Linked DNA regions of Mus musculus: region 1 is linked to region 2. Evidence: chromatin loops called from intact Hi-C (ENCODE). Cell type or tissue: gastrocnemius. All regions are shown on one strand. Links, peaks and the distances in the headings refer to the core of each region. The heading gives the core; the rest is flanking DNA.

Evidence for each region. Peaks named below come from ENCODE experiments on the same cell type or tissue, not always from the same donor. Only the 100,000 strongest peaks of a DNase experiment are listed, where the experiment ranks them.
Region 1: a loop joins it to region 2, with 7 times the contacts of the local background. A loop is called at or near these places in 8 of 42 quality-filtered maps.

The regions. Positions count from the first base shown.
Region 1 is chr9:86,741,957-86,750,293 of GRCm38, forward strand. Prss35 (protease, serine 35) reads left to right here and starts at 1,677. Exons shown (of 2, transcript NM_178738.3): 1 at 1,677-1,850. In gastrocnemius, for the core only: a CTCF peak has its summit at 4,491 (motif pointing left); DNase peaks (open chromatin) are centred at 1,692, 4,233 and 4,444; H3K4me3 peaks cover 676 bases.
Region 2 is chr9:86,638,311-86,646,647 of GRCm38, forward strand. Me1 (malic enzyme 1, NADP(+)-dependent, cytosolic) reads right to left here. Exons shown (of 14, transcript NM_008615.2): 6 at 8,001-8,104. Among named protein-coding and RNA genes, the nearest start is that of A330041J22Rik, 53 kb to the right of the region's middle. In gastrocnemius, for the core only: a CTCF peak has its summit at 4,063 (motif pointing right); no DNase peak of the experiment used is centred there; H3K27ac peaks cover 522 bases.

The DNA.
Region 1 (8,337 bases), core at 281-8,280, 100 kb after region 2:
TCCCTAGAAACCATCCTCTGACCTTCATCCATACCTCTTGGCAGTCACGTAACATACACACCCGACAATAAATAAGTGAAATAACAGTAATAAAGGAACCATGTGCTGTGGGTTGCTATGATAATGCTCAACACATAAAACACATTATCAGGACTGAAGACCCGAGTCTAGTCTCCCAGATCCACACTGCAGAATGAAACAGATAACCTCTCTCTACAAGTTGTCTTCTGGCCTCCACCCATGTACCATGGCAAACATGTGCTCCTCATATAACCAACCAACCCACCAACCAACCAACCAACCAATCAATGAATATAGTACAAAGAACCAGTTGTTCCATGATAGACTAGGCCTGTGAACTTATTTGATTCTTTGGTGCTATGAAGGTCAGAACTGACAGAGGTAGTTTATTTTATTTTCCTCTCCCTCTCCCTCTCCCCCTCCCCCCCTCTCTCTCTGTGTTGGGGGGCTATGGAGGTTAGTCAGGGGGCAGTTGTGAGCACAGGCTCTGAGGATGAAACCTTAAGTCTTGGGCATGCTTACGTGAATGCCCCATACACTGGACTACATTCCAAATACAGGACTCGGGGTTTCTTTTCTTTGCTCCAGACCTGCTTCCCAGTAAAAGCTGAAAAAGTAAAGCTTGTTGTGTTTTATAAAAAGGAAAGAAAGAAAGAACCAGGATATGTTTGGTAGAGTGAGGTATGGTGAGGTGGAAGGGGGTGCCTCTGTGGGTCTATACTGAGGCATCCTTTCCCCCTGAGAGACCAGTCACATATATAGTATATGTGTGATATAGTATGGAGTAGAGTTTATTTTGGGCAGGGGGAAGGGAGTTTAGGAGGGAGTAGAGACAGAAAGAGAGAAGGGGGGCAAGGAGAGGAGAAGAGAGGAGGGGAGGGGAGGGGTGGGGAGGGGAGGGGTGGGGAGGGGAGGGGTGGGGAGGGGAGTGGAAGGGAGGAGAGAAGCCAGCCATGAACACGTGGAGAGAGAGAGAGAGGTGGGAGGGGAATGTTGAGAGAAGGGTACAGAGAGGGAAGAGAGCAAGAGGATAAGTAAGGAGGGGGCAAATAGCCCCCCCCTTTTTTTTTTACTGAGTCAGTCATACCTAGCTGTTGCCAGGTAACTGTAGGGCAGAGCCTAGAAGGAATGCTGACAATGCTTTCCTCATACAATCTCCATCCCAAAGGAGTGCCCCATCCCGAGGAGAGAAGAAAGGAACAGAAAGAGTGTGATGGGAATTCTGTGGAGACCGGAGTGGGAGTATGCCAAACTTGGCTCAAAATAAAGCTACAGAAGTGAATCACAGGAGGCTGCACAAGTTGCTCCCTGGGTGTCCCAGTGTCCCAGCGTAGGCTCCTCACCTCTGCCTTTGGCCTTAGATGGAGACTCTTGGGTTGGAGGTAACCATAACCTTTACTCCCTTCGTGCTAATACTGATTAAGTTGGTTTAGGCATGCTGGCCGCTCCTCCTCCTCTTGTTTTTGCTGCTTTGTTTTTAAAACATTGGTTAAAACACGCCCTGGGTGCCTACATTCTTGCGAACCCATTTAGAGTTTTTTTCTAGCTCTTAACCATCGGTGTGCAGCAGGGATGCAGTGGTGTGTAAGCAGGATCCGCCCACCCCTCCCCTCTAAGTCAGCGTCATCGCCCCTTCCCCTCCCATCTCCAGCCACTCAGTGCAGCAGCCCCACTCTCGCCTGGTCCCGGACTCGGGGAAGCTCCGCTGAGAGGACCCTGCACTCTGCTGCCCACTAGGCTCCTGGCACCTTCCGTAGCCAGTGTCTGCATCCACCCGGATCCTTGCTGGGCAGCGCCCCTGGGACGGGAGGATACAGTAAGCATCTCAGGTAAGGATGAACTCACTGCACAGGAGGGCACCCTAGAGGCTGGACCACTCCTGAACAAGGCAGGACCCACAGGAGGAACACAGAAAAGCACTAAAGAAGGGATCACAGGCTGGCTGTTTTTTAGAGATCAACCACCCTTCTTCCATTCTGAATGAGTAACGGCCACTGCAAGGTTAACATCCGAGGAGTGAGTGATGTTTGCATTGGAATACAAATGGAATGCTTTCTGCTTAAACAGTACCAGAGGGGACCCTCTTTATTTTTGTGATTATTAACAGATGTCACTGGAAAAGGTGTAAAAACTTTTCCTGGAAAGAGGTTTGTCTCTTCCCTAAGTTGCTGCCGAAGTACTTTCTGCCTCTGTCTGCCTCATTCTCTCTCTGTCGCCCTGCCCTCTCTCCTCTCCCTTCTGCCTGGGTAGCGAAATGAACAGTGGAAGACCCGTGGGACGAGGAGGTGAGATGAAGTGGAGATCTTGGGCTTGCTTTAAAGGACCAGCCAGGGGTGAGTGGATTGAAAAAATAACCAAGTATTGAGAATTACCAAAGCTGAGTGAAGGGCACATGGAGATTAAATATTTCTCTTGCCTCATCTGTGTGTTGGTGTGTGTGTATGTGTGTCTGACTGTATGTAAGTGTGTGTTAGTATATGTGTAAATATGCATGTGTGTGTACGTGTGTGTATATATGTCTGTGTCTTTCTGTGTGTGTGTGTGTCTGTGTCTGTGTATGGGTGTGTGAGATCTTGAGACCTTTTATAATAATAAGAATTTTTGGAAAGTTGCAGCAACTCCCAAGCCTGATTGATCTGACTTCCATACCATCTTCAATTTGGAAAGTCGCTCTTCAGGGCTGAGGAGATGGTTCAGCAAATAGAAGGCTTTCCTCACACACATGAAGACCTGAGTTTGGATCCCCAGAACCCACAGAAAACCAGAGGAGATAGAATACATCTGAAATCCCAGTGCCCTATAGCAGATGGGGAGAGAACATAGGAGACTCTGTGAAAGCTTCTAGGGGGTTAGCCTGGCATATGACCACACTCAAGGTTGTCTTCTGACTTCCATGGGGTTCCATTTACTCACAAGAACCAAGGCGTGCACACACATGCAGAAAGATGTTGTCTGGTATATCAAGTCTCTTCTTCCCTGTCTTTATTAATTTTTCTGGCTTCTGACATCCCCCCCTCCCCGCCGCCAAGTTCATTTGTACAGAGAATTATAAAAGTCATAACTTGCTGACTGGAGAATTGTGTTTAAGATCTGGTTTATGATTTAGCAGAGAAAATGTTAAAATCCTAGCCAAATAAGAGCCAGGCTAGAAAGTGCCAATCAAACGGTGCATGGGATTTCATTTTAGAGAAGACTCTCATGTGAGACAGTTCTATGTACATTTCTTTTCCACTTTTTTTGCAGATATTTTAAAATATGAGAGCCCTCAGTATGTGCTTGGCTCATCACACGTGAAGCTGCTACTGTGGGTCAACTTTCTCTACTGAATAGACTGCCTTTCTTTCTGTGCCCAATTCTCAAATATCCAACAAATCCATTTTAAATAGAAGCACCGGACTCAGGAATTCTGGAATGCTGGAGCTCCTTCACCTTAGACACGACAGATGGGAAATCTGAATTGGGAACATTAGGAAAGACCAACATCAACTTAGTTTACAAATCATTATTTTATAATTTTACATTTCCCTACAGGTAAACTGATATGTGATTAGCGAAATACACTGTGACTACCAAAGATAATGCATTTATTAACTATTCTTTGCTGAAGATCCAACTTAAAAAAAAAATAAAGCGTAGTCAAGAGTCATGTACGGTGCACCTCATATGCCAGCAAATGAAGGATCACCCTTGGGGTTACCTTAGTTCCATTCACCTCAATTTGATTTACACACAGCGAAACATTTTATAAATTGAGATGTACGTATCCTGCAGAAATAGCAGGAAAAAAAAGAAAAGAAAGGGAGGCTTTAGTTTTTATTGTGATGAGAAACAGAAGTTGTGGGTTACTGTAAAATAATCATCTGAGTAACTTTACCATCTTCCTTTCCCTCAAGGACTGCCAAACTTTTAAAGCAGACATTGCTCTGTCTCCAGTCCTGAAGCTGAATTTGAAAATAGTGCTATGGTATGCGGTATTTTGAATAGCCATTGGCACATTGTCAGTGAACCCTCTAACTGTTGATTCTCAGCGTAGAACTGGTGGAGAGCTTACCCCTAGTAATGGATTATAAAGTATTTGATAAACATATGGAAATATTTGGCAGGCTCGCGACTTTCCTCTGCGTTGAAATGAATCACAGCCCATGGGGTGGATGGCTCAGCCGTGCTGTAGGCCATGGTGGGAGGGTCCTGGCACTGGAGCTGTTTTGGGAAAAACACCTGCCAGAAATTTGTCTGGCTGTGGACATCGTCATCAGTCCTCAGCTCATCAGGATGGGCGATGGGACCTGGAGGTGGGTTTTGAACGTGTGATAAGTTCCATATGCGACAACTCTTTAGTGTATTGTGAACCAGTTACACTTTCCTCATCTCCCATGCTTCGAGGACAATTCTGATTCACAGCCGAATGATGTAAGAGGAAATGCAGCCCCAGACTTGCTCTTGGCAGGCTTGCTTTGCCATCTAGTGGTGGCATAGATAGCCAGCAAGGACCTGCTCCCAGGACTGGAGATGAAGCCTTCTGAAGCTCACTGACTGATGTCACTTGTCACTTGTGTGCTCTTTGTTGATCACGATTAACTGGAGAGCAAGCTTAGGTCTTATGAGACCACTCGGTAGCTGAGAAGAACTGTCAGAGGTTATGGTTTGTTTTTGTTTTTGTTTTTTTAAAGAAAGGCCTTTAAGATGGTACTCAGCATAGTTAACACTTCATTTGCTGAGAAATGATTATCATCTATACTGTTCAGCTTCCTGATTTTAGCGGCACTAATCAATACTATCATAAAATTTCCTGAGATTCTGTTTTATATATCTAAAATTGAACATTCTATTATCTTTATAAATTTTATAATTGATGTTTAGCACCTAGGAAATGAACCCCCCCCAACTTCATACTCCCAACTACTTTCAAAACATCCAGGGAAGGCAGTTTTAGAAACTATATTCTCATCTTCATCTACGTATTAAGTTCTTATTTCTTTTTTAGTGTGGTGGGAGTATGTTTGTGTGTGCTGGTTATGTATGTGTCTGCTGGTGCGTGCTCATGTGTGTGTGTAGACCAGAGGTCAGAGGTCAGACTTGGATGCTGTTCCTCAGAAACTATCAAATGTATGTCTAACTTGTGTGTGTGTGTGTGTGTGTGTGTGTGTGTGTGTGTGTGTGAGAGAGAGAGAGAGAGAGAGACTTATGACATGTTCAAGTGCCTACAGAGACCATCAAAGGAAGTCAGATTCGTTGGAGCTGGAGTTAGAGGCAGCTGTGAACTGCCAGATGTGGATGCTGAGACTGAACCCAGGTCTTTTGCAAGAGCAACAAGCACTGTTAACCACTGAGCCATCACTGAAGCACCAAGTGATTGGTTTTTTATTTCTCTGATATTCTCTCCCTCTCCCTCTCCCTCTCCCTCTCCCTCTCCCTCTCCCTCTCCCTCTCCCTCTCCCTCTCCCTCTCCCTCTCCCTCTCCCTCTCCCTCTCCCTCTCCCTCTCCCTCTCCCTCTCCCTCTCTCTCTCTCTCTCTCCTTTCTTTCCTCCTTTCTCCTGAGATGGGGTCTCACTCAGTAACTCCGGCTCTGCCAGAACTCTCAGAGACCCATCTGCCCCTACCTCTTGAGTGCTAAGGTTAAAGTGAGTGCCACCATGGCCAGCCCAGAAGCTGAGCACCTCATTTTTTAATTAGGATCTCTCTCTAGAATCAGGCCAAGATTGGTCTCCACCTACCCAGCATGCAGAGCACATATGCAGGCACCCATCCTCAGCTTTTTGTAGTGGGTTCTAGGGACCACGCTGGGATCCTGGTGCTTGCATGGCAAACACTTTAATGAGAGCTTTTCTTCCAAACCTCCTGACTTCCCATTTCTGTTCCAGTAAATTAGCCAAACCTTACAGAGGTAAATTCACAAAAAATTATTAATCTTACATGCGTGGAGCTTAGAAGTCTGAAGATCAGCAGGAAAATGTCCCTGTTAAGTTCTTCTGCTTGCTAACCCTTGGCATCTTTTGTAGACCACCTACCTCCTGAGCCACCCCACTTCAGTCTCCACTTCCATCTCCACAACTCTATCCTGCCTTCTCTTTACAAGGTCCATGGTCGCAGTTGATTCACCTGATAGCTTGGCTAATTTTCTCATCTGAAAACCTTTAGCTTAGTCACACTCTCACCATCTCCCTTACCATGTGAGGGACATAGACACAGGTCCTCATGATGAGGATGTGGGTCCGTCCAGAGACCAGTGCCTATGTGCCATAGGGAATGTACTTGGTAAAAGGTTTGGGCTATACCTTATAAATACCTACCAAAGTTTTCCTCTTGCTTTCATAGAAGAGATGGTGTCTCTGTTGGCAAGGCTGGCCTGGAGCTTCTGAGCTTCAGTGAATCTCCTGCTTTAGCCTCCCTAGTAGCTGAGACTACCTGCATGCACTGCCTCAGCTTTCTTTTGCCCCCAGTACATACTGTGCTGAGACAGTCTCACTATGCAGTCCAAGCTAACCTAGAACTGGTGAGCCTCTTGCTTCTGCCTCTCAGGGAGAGCTCATTCACTTTTTGACTTCAGGCATTGGGCAATAATGATAATTGCTGCCATTTGCTGAATGCTCCCATGGGTGCACATGTGCACATACATACACACGTATTATTCCTTCAAAAATCATGTATGCCATTCTCCATCTGTGACAGATGTGGAAAGTGCAAAGATGAGGGACCCTTAAGAGAATCACCTTGCTAGTAAATGGCGAGCATAAGTTGATATGGTTTTAAAGTCCACTGTCCCTATGGCCACTGAACTGAAAGATGGTCTCTATCGTCCATCTTTGTTATACCACTGACACTGTCATTTTCCCACTGCCGTGACATTATGTTCTTCTTGTAAATGTTGCATCACTTGGTGCTCTAGCCAGTCAGTGACACCTGCAAGTGACTTGTAGTGGCCTAGAATAAAACTCCATTACAGCAGCCATGAGTCTGCTCTGCATCTTGCCAAACTCAAGATGACCATGCACGTTTGTAGAGGTATTGTGCAGACTGCGTCCCACTTTCCTGAATCATCTTTATAGCTCATTACTACCAGTGATGCTCTTGTGCTTCCCCTGCGACCCTTGGCCCAGGCATCTCTCCTGTCTGTCGTTATTCAGAGTTCCCAGGCCAGGCCTCAGTGGTTCCTGGTATCTCAATCCTTACCACACAGGCGAAGGATAAAAGCAGAAGAGGAAATGTGGGCATGCCCTCACACTTGAGTGTGTGTATAAAAGCAGGCCGTAGTATTGAGAAGGGCAGGGATCATTAAAGGTTCAAAATGGACAATCAAGGTTCTTTTTTTTTAAGTGATTATGCATTCACTTGTGTGCCCAGACATACTTGGTAAGGTGACCTACAGTGTCACTGATCTGACTAAATAGGCCCTTACATTAGAAAAAAAAAAAATGTTTGGTGGCCAGGTGCGCAAGAATTTTCCATGATATGTTTGTGAATGAGGCCAGCCTCCTTGCTTTACATTGGGTAGGTAATATCTAATCACACTTAAGTTTAATAGGGATAAGAAAAAATATACTGCAAAGCCACAGATATTCATGGGAATGAGCAACTAGAAAAACATTCATTTGGCCATCCTTGAAGAAATATAACAAAATTAAGGGAATTTGCAAGTCAACTGGAAACTATTAGGAAATAAAGGAATTTGCAAAATAAACTCTTTAGGAACCATGTGTTTTTGGAGCTAGGGAACAGTTGGCAGAGCACTAGCCTAGCATAATGAAGCCCTGGGTTTGACCCTTGGCACCTAAATGAACCCAGTATGGTGACACATGATCCTACAACTCAGAAGGCAGAGGAAGGAGTAACAGCAGTTCAAGTTCACCCTCCCTCAGTTTTGAGGCCAGCCTGGGCCCTATGAGACTTTGTCTCAAAAGAAAGAAACTATGTGTCCTTTAACTTTGGCCCATAGTTAATTTTAGAGTAGAATAATACTTTTTTAAATAGAATTTATCATTTGTTTACCATGCTCTGATATGGGTGATAACCCTTTCCACACACATCACCTACCTCATTTAGTTCTAAAATGAACTTAGTTCACTATAAAGCAGAGCTTGCTATGGTTACCACCGTGCACTTGAAGAAAATGAAACCCAGAGAGGTAATGAGCTATCTTAAGTTCATCTGCCAAATAGGAGGAAAGGTGGACAATTCCTGACCTGAACTTACGCCCACTATGTTGGTCTAGATACACAAAAATTCTAAACACTACCTCCAGCTTCCCACTTCTAAGAACAACAGGTAATAAGTGGTGGAAATAGTAAGTCATCTCTTGTAACGATGTGTGGCCATCT
Region 2 (8,337 bases), core at 242-8,241:
TGTTGATTTTAATATAACCTTAACAGTGTATACAGATTGTGCAAGCACTTTACTATTTCTTAAGTCACATGAAAAGGCTATTTGAACATGTCAGCATTTCTCCATCCATAGCTTAACAGTTCTAGGAATGAAATAAATTCTATCACCAATCCCACAAATTGAGTACTTAATGACATACCAGGTGATGGCCTAGAAACTGTGGTATGGCACTGAAGGAAAGAGGAGGTATTCTGTTTTTATGGAACATATTGGTGTGTGGATCTATACGGAGCACAAAAGGTTGAATATAAACAAATCTGGCATTGTTCAGTGCAGAGAATGAAAAAAAAATGAGTTGAAGGTAACATTTTAAGCACACTGGTCAAGGCAAGCTTCACTGAGCAAAACAGATCTCTGGAAATTTCAAATTTCAAAGATGAGACAGCTAGCCTAGTGGAAAACCAGGCAGAGCCACCAGAGGATGGTAAAAGTCCAAGCAGATGACACTTCAATTAGAAAAGAACAGTAGTCCATGTTAATGTAGGTGAGGTCAAACAGTAACAAAGTCGGGAAGGAACCAGGAAGCCAGGAGGCAGAGAACCTTTCCTGTTAGTACAAAGCCCTTTTCATTCTGAACGAAATGGTGAGGACTGCCAAGTTCTGAGCAGAGAAATTACTCAACGAAGAACCATCTTGGCCTCTGTGTTACGAACACACTAGAGGGCAACAAGTGGGGAGGAGTAAATCCAGTTAGGAAGCTACAATAGCCCAGAGAAGCAAGATTAGGTAACAGGCAATGGCTAAGCCCTGCATATATTAACATTTCGAAAGCTTTGCCAATAAGCTGTGTATAGAGCGGTAATTCTTGTTCTTAGTGCAGCAAGAATGAGCTTTCGTGTGGTGAGACGGAAAAGGTGCAGCAAGAGCTGGCTTAGGAGTGGGTGCAAGAGCAGGTACCCACATATATAACTAACATATACGATCTAATACATACGGTCTTTATATTGTTTTACTACGGATTCAAGTAGAAGTACCAATAAGGAGACTGGTTACACAGGTCTAGAGCTGAGATAAGATCTCCAAGCTAGAAATACAGACCTATGAGTGACAAATAAAAAGATCTCTGAGCAGTGAGATCAACGAGAATCAGAGACGAATAGTTTAGAGAGGTTTCAGGTGAACAGAAAGAAAAAAGTCATGAAAAGCCCAAAGAGTACTTGGTGGGAAGTAAGGAGGGAAATCTGTCACAAAAAATACGCACTTAACAGTCTGGAGATTAAAGTTTTGTTTTGTTTTAAGATTGATTGATTGATTGATTGATTGATTGATTTTATGAGTACCCTGTAGCTGTCTTCAGACACACCAGAAGAGGGCATCAGATCCCATAACAGATGGTTGTGAGCCACCATGTGGTTACTGGGGATTGAACTCAGGACCTCTGGAAGAGCACTCAGTGCTCTTAACCACTAAGCCATCTCTCCAGCCCAGTTTTTCTTTATCTATATTCTGAGTAAGTTATTTTTAAACCTACACTTTCAGATATAGAATTGCTGGGGTCAACTCACATTCTTTTACATGATAACCGCCAGTTGTGCCAGCACCACTTGTTGAAAATGCTGTCTTTTCCACTGGCTGGTTTTAGCTCCCTTGTCAAAGATCAAGTGAATGCGAATTGATCCATACTTACCTCCTTGTACTAAGGTCAAATCTAAGTGGATCAAGGAACTCCACATAAAACCAGAGACACTGAAACTTATAGAGGAGAAAGTGGGGAAAAGCCTCGAAGATATGGGCACAGGGGAAAAATTCCTGAATAGAACAGCAAGGGCTTGTGCTGTAAGATTGAGAATTGACAAATGGGACCTCATAAAATTGCAAAGCTTCTGTAAGGGAAAAGACACTGTCAATAAGACAACAAGGCCACCAACAGATTGGGAAAGGATCTTTACCTATCCTAAATCAGATAGGGGACTAATATCCAATATATATAAAGAACTCAAGAAGGTGGACTCCAGAAAATCAAATAACCCCCTTAAAAAATGGGGCTCAGAGCTAAACAAAGAATTCTCACTTGAGGAATACCAAATGGCTGAGAAGCACCTGAAAAAATGTTCAGCATCCTTAATCATCAGGGAAATGCAAATCAAAACAACCCTGAGATTCCATCTCACACCAGTCAAAATGGCTAAAGTCAAAAATTCAGGTGACAGCAGATGCTGACGAGGATGTGGAGAAAGAGGAACACTCCTCCATTGTTGATGGAATTGCAAGCTTGTACAACCACTCTGGAAATCAGTCTGGCAGTTCCTCAGAAAACTGGACATAGTACTATTGAAGGATCCCACAATACCTCTCCTGGACATATATCCAGAAGATGTTCCAAATGGTAATAAGGACACATGCTCCACTATGTTCATAGCAGCCTTATTTATAATAGCCAGAAGCTGGAAAGAACCCAGATATCCCTCAACAGAGGAATGTTGAGGAATGGATACAGAAAATGTGGTATATTTACACAATGGAATACTACTCAGCTATTAAAAAGAATGAATTTATGAAATTCCTAGGCAAATGGATGGACCTGGAGGGTATCATCCTGAGTGAGGTAACCCAATCACAAAAGAACTCACATGATATGTATTCACTGATAAGTGGATATTAGCCCAGAAACTTAGAATACCCAAGATACAAGTTGCAAAACACATGAAACTCAAGAAGAACGAAGACCAAAGTGTAGTCACTTTGCTCCTTCTTAGAATTGGGACCAAACACCCATGGAAGGAGTTACAGAGACAAAGTTTGGAGCTGAGACGAAAGGATGGACCATCTAGAGACTGTGGCGCCCAGGGATCTATCCCATAATCAGCCTCCAAACGCAGACACCATTGCATATGCCAGATTTTGCTGAAAGGACTCTGATATAGCTGTCTCTTGTGAAGCTATGCCGTGCCTGGCAAACACAGAAGTGGATGCTCACAGTCAGCTATTGGATGGAACATGGAGCCCCCAATGGAGGAGCTAGAGAAAGTACCAAAGGAGCTAAAGGGGTCTGCAACCCTATAGGTGGAACAACATTATGAACTAACCATTACCCCCACAGCTCCTGTCTCTAGCTGCATACGTATCAGAAGATGGCCTAGTCGGCCATCATTGGGAAGAGAGGCCCCTTGGTCTTGCAAACTTTATATGCCCCAGAACAGGGGAACACCAGGGCCAAGAAGTTGGAGTGCATGGGTAGGGGAGTGGGGGACGAGGGTATGGGGGACTTTTGGGATAGCATTAAAAATGTAAATGAAGAAAATGTCTAATAAAAAATAATTAACATGCAAAAAAGAGAATTACTGGGGTCAAGAGATAAAACTGTTGAACAGGCAAATCTATTTTTTAAGCATTGATTTATTTTTACTTTAAGTACATTAGTGTTTTTGCCTTCATGTGTGTGAAGGTGCTGGATCCCTTGAACTGGAGTTGCAGATAGTTGTGAGCTGCTATGTGGGTGCTGGGAAGTGAATCTGAGTCCTCTGGAAGAGCAGCAGCCAGTGCTCTTAACCACTGAGCCATCTCTCCAACAGCGACTAAGCAAGTATTAAAGTAGATATGTGCTACACTATTAAAGAAGCTGAGTTCAGTCACGGCAACAGAAACCTGAAATGATACCCAGATTGCTCACTGTTATCCCAGGGATCACCTAAGCCACAGAGGAACACTTCGCCACAGACCATGGCCTATTCTTTTTTCCCAGGATGACCTATGTCCAATTACCTGATACAGACACATTCAGGATTGGCCAGGACAGGCCAGAGAGCGACAATAGTAGAGGCAGTCATGCCTGAAGAACCACTCAACATCCTCTGCTCAATCCTGTGGCTTGTGTCTTTCTTCCCTGGGAGTTACTCACAAGAGCACTTCTGAAAGAATCCTTAAACGCTGAGCCTCATTTCAGAACATGCCTCCTGGGTAACCTAGTCCACGACATCTGCTGTCAGGACGGGTCTGCAAAAGCAGGCGTTAAAATGGGTCCTATGACCTAAGTCAGTCCACAAGGATTCCCTGGCAGTAATTAGATCTCAATACACAAGGTGGCAGCCCAACTATTATAATTCTCTCCGGAGGTGACCCGCTCGGTATATCAGTAAAAGAGAATGTTGACTGGAGTGCTGTTTCAGAGTTTTTGAGAAAGCACACGAAGAGGGTAACAGTAAAAGAACACAAGACTTGTTGGCAAATAACCATCAACATGAGGGCCAAAGGCCTCGCTTGTACAAACAGACTTATAGATTCCATAGAGCCGTTAGCAGAAGACCCTGGTGGCAAGAACAGGGTGTATACACACCAGTGAGCCTCCAAGATGCCCAAGCCACTCACATTTGCTCCATTAGAATCTGGTAGAGTGAGCGGATACTTGCTACATGGAGAGGGATACTTGGCTTGATCGTCCCAAATTTTAAATCCTCAGAGTCGACACCGTTTTACGACTGAACAGAAGTCTTTTTTCTCCTCTCACCATTAATGAAGTCAGTCTTCTGTCAGGAGACGGTATACACCTTCATCTCCTTCAGACCCCACTGGGGCCCATAACAGCATCTACCACATCAGAAGCCACGTGGGCCATGCTGGAGCCTATGAAGGAAGAGAGCTTCTATATCCCAGAGGAACAGATGTAGGTAGCTTGTGTTAGCCAAGAGCAGTCCAAGTGAGCTTAATTATGAGGGTTTTTCATCAGATCCTGGACCCGAATGTTAGGTAGTGATTTTCAGACAGTTTCTTAAGATGCAGAATTTAACAAATGCCAAGAATCCCCAGAGATGACACAAAGTGACTATTAAAATAATTGCTAGGTACCTACCCAAACCAATGGCTCATACTAAGTAAGGCTGGCTTCTAGAAACATTGCCATGGATGGGAGAAGCAAGAATTTCTGGGCTCAGAGAAGGGCATTCTAGGATATACAAACTATATATAGTGCCTCCCTCCCCCCCCCCCAAAAAAAAATCAGGTGACTATCTTCTAAAACAATGACAAAAAGCCACATAGAATATGCTGGTGCGAAGCCTCCAAATCACTGAAAAGCTTATTTCCGGATCTCAAAAGACCAGGATGGACAGAAGACAACGGTGATACATAGCCAGGCTTATTGATAAGCTGTAAGAGGGGTGACAGGCCTCCAGAAGGAAGCCTAATGGGTGCAGCTGTCCTTAGAGGGGCAACAGCAATGTATGTGAGACAATGGCCCACAGTCATGAGAGAGAATAGAGACAGCTTTTCCTAGCCTGTCACTCAGTGTTTGCTACCAAAAGAAATCAAAGACAAACAGCTACACAATTGAAAGCAGTTAACGCAATACAGTTGCAATTGCCTGTACAATTTCCAAACTTGAGCTAATCTTTTACCCAGAATTCAGAGAGAAGAGGCCTAGTTTCCAGAAGGCAAGACTTCGCAATACATTGGCAAGGATACTCGGCAATAATTCTCCCAGCTCTTCAGAGGAATCTACAACGCTTACTCAGGTAGCTAGCTACACTGGGGAAAAGGGCTCAGATGTTTAGAGGATTCTGTGCACAGAGTCTACAGTGATATCTGGAGACTTGAAACATCAAGCAGTTGCTCCCGCTCCTCCCCTTGACAGAAGCAATGTGAAGGGCAGTGGTAAGTGGGGCCCCAACCAGGTGCTCTAGAAGTCTCAATGACACCACAAATCTATACTGTGTGCGATTTCTCAACTGAGATATTCTAATTTCATACTTACTGAGTGTGTTACAATATCTTCAGGTCTTTGGTCTACACAATAAGAGCTATCACAGGGCAAACAAAGATGATGTCATACCACCTCATCATCCACCCCATCTGTACCAATATAGTAAGTTAAAACCCCACAACAGTTTTGGTGGTTGGAACTAGGCATAAACTAATGGATGCTAACAAACTCAGTAGTGCAAGGAGTGGTCCCAACTGCATTACACGAGTGTGCGGGCCCACGCTGAGGCACAGCTCTGCCTCTGTCTGCTCGAGTTCCTCCTTCTCCCTCCTACAAGGTTGTTCCCAATAGCACTTAATATATTCCATCTCAGAAACTCCAACTGCAAAAGTCACTCATCAATCATGAATTTAAGTCATATGTCCTTTTAAAATGAATTTCTCTTTATTACCCTAACGGGATAATGCTTGGTTTTACTCCTAGTCAGCTTCTAAAGGAGCAATATCAAAACAATATATTTTGAAGTCTCTGCTATTTTTCTCTAGGAAGGGCCTAGGAGGACAACTCCTCCTTTCCACCATTTTCGTTTCTGAGCAGAGTCTCACTGTATAACGCAGGCTAAATTAGAGCTCACAGTAGTCCTCCTGTTTCAGTTCCCAAATTCCTAGGATCCGACACGAGCAAACATGCCTGGCTACAGAGGTTTCATGCATCAAAAGACACTGTTGAGTCTATTAATCCTCATTTTCTTTTCATATATCTTAAGCAATCTCCCAATTCAATATTTAAAATGTAAGTTGTTTTCTGATCCTGCAAGGAAAAAGACCTTCCCAACTTGGTTCTTATCTCCAATTCTCCAGGAAGTTGTTCATGGTTTCCATAAGGATTTTGCATCATCATTGAGTGCTTAGAACAGGCTTTATAATTTCCTGTAAATATCATGAATTTGTCTTCTTTAGGTCGATTTTAACTCACAAACTGGCAGTGAAGCAACCCACATTGCCAGTGTCAGTTCCTTCTCTGTCAGGGGCTTCGTGGCACTACTGAGCCAACTTCTTGATGGTGCTCTTATTTAGAAAGTTGATAATCACAAGTTTAAGTTTTTTTTATGATAAAACCTTTAAAATTATATGTGAATTACAAGTATAAATAAATGAATGGCATCATATAATTTTGAGCTTAAAGTTTCACAACTCATATTTTCTCTATGAGTAAATATATCTTAATGTATAAGTAGGATAATAACAAAGTAATCAAACATGTTCTTTTTAAATTAGTCCATAGTGATCTAAAAGTATACTCTGAATTAAATCCCATGACAAACAATTTGAGATATTTAAATTCTGTGCAAATTGATGAAGAAACTGCCTTTCTCTTGGTTATGACTTTAAATTATAAGAAACAAAAGAATATCTTAGTTACATGAAATACCAGTGATAAAGTTACTCACAAACAAAACAATAAAGCACAACCAGTAAAGTACAAATGTATTTTTAAACAATAGTGGTTTTGTGGCTGCAAACTAACAAAATGAATGACTGTCAGTTGACAGAACTCCCTCAGAGTATATTATCGCAGAATCGCCTTCTTAGAGAAAAAAGTTGGAAAGTCTTAAAGTACCAGAAGGCCCACAACCCAATGCTTACTACACGATATGAAAACACAGTAGTATATTTAATAAATACTGTTGATGTAAGCAGAGATGTATGAATAGAAATTGATACCCTGGTGCTCTCCCTCCCTATTACAGCTCTGGGATCGTATAGCTCACACTCAGTCTCCACCTCTTCCTTCTCCCACCACAAAAGAGTCCAATATCAGCCACAAACATGAATGAAGACTGGATCTTACCGGCAGCCAAAAAAGAAGTGCCAAAAATGTAAAAAAGGAAAAGGCTTTCTTTTTCTATTCACTGTCATTGGCCAGTTCCCTACTTCCCATAAACATGCATTTCAGCTGGGCTCTGTGCGTTTAGTGTGGTAAAGCTGGAGACCACCGCCTATTTTCAATGGCAACAATGATGCTTCTAAGAACAATGCTCTTTTGGGAATAGGAACAGAGATGGCTTGGAGGATAGATACATGATGCTGCCATTTGGCCAGTGAAAGTTATAAGGAGGGAAAGAGAGAGGGGAGGAAAAGGAAGAGGAGGAGAGAGAGGGAAGGGGAGGAAGAAGACAGGAAGAGGGAGAGAAAGAGAATGCATTCTTAATTAGGTCTAATTATTAAAACATACTGAATCAAACGAGATATTTTCCTAGGTGTGTCATCAGGGTTTAGACTTTTGAAATTCAGCTCCAACACAGATAAATAAAGATTGCACATACTTGGAAGACGCTGCCTCCATGAACTCATCCAGGAAGGCGTCATACTCAGGGCCTCTGACTCGCCGGTGCCGCAGCCCGATGTACAGTGGATCCTTAAGTAACTCCTAGTGTTAAAATAGACGTGGACCCCAAAAAACAATTAGCAATAAGAAAGTCATTGACCTTTCACTAGTCTGTTTGATCATCTCTATAAGAGACAGAAACAAAGATAAAATCTCGACGTACTGATACATCGTAGCCCACACTCACTAGTTACTTAATACTGTAGAGAGTATATTCATACTCTTCACAAACCAAATTAAAAAATAATTACTAAATGTTAAAAGATTCTAGGTTA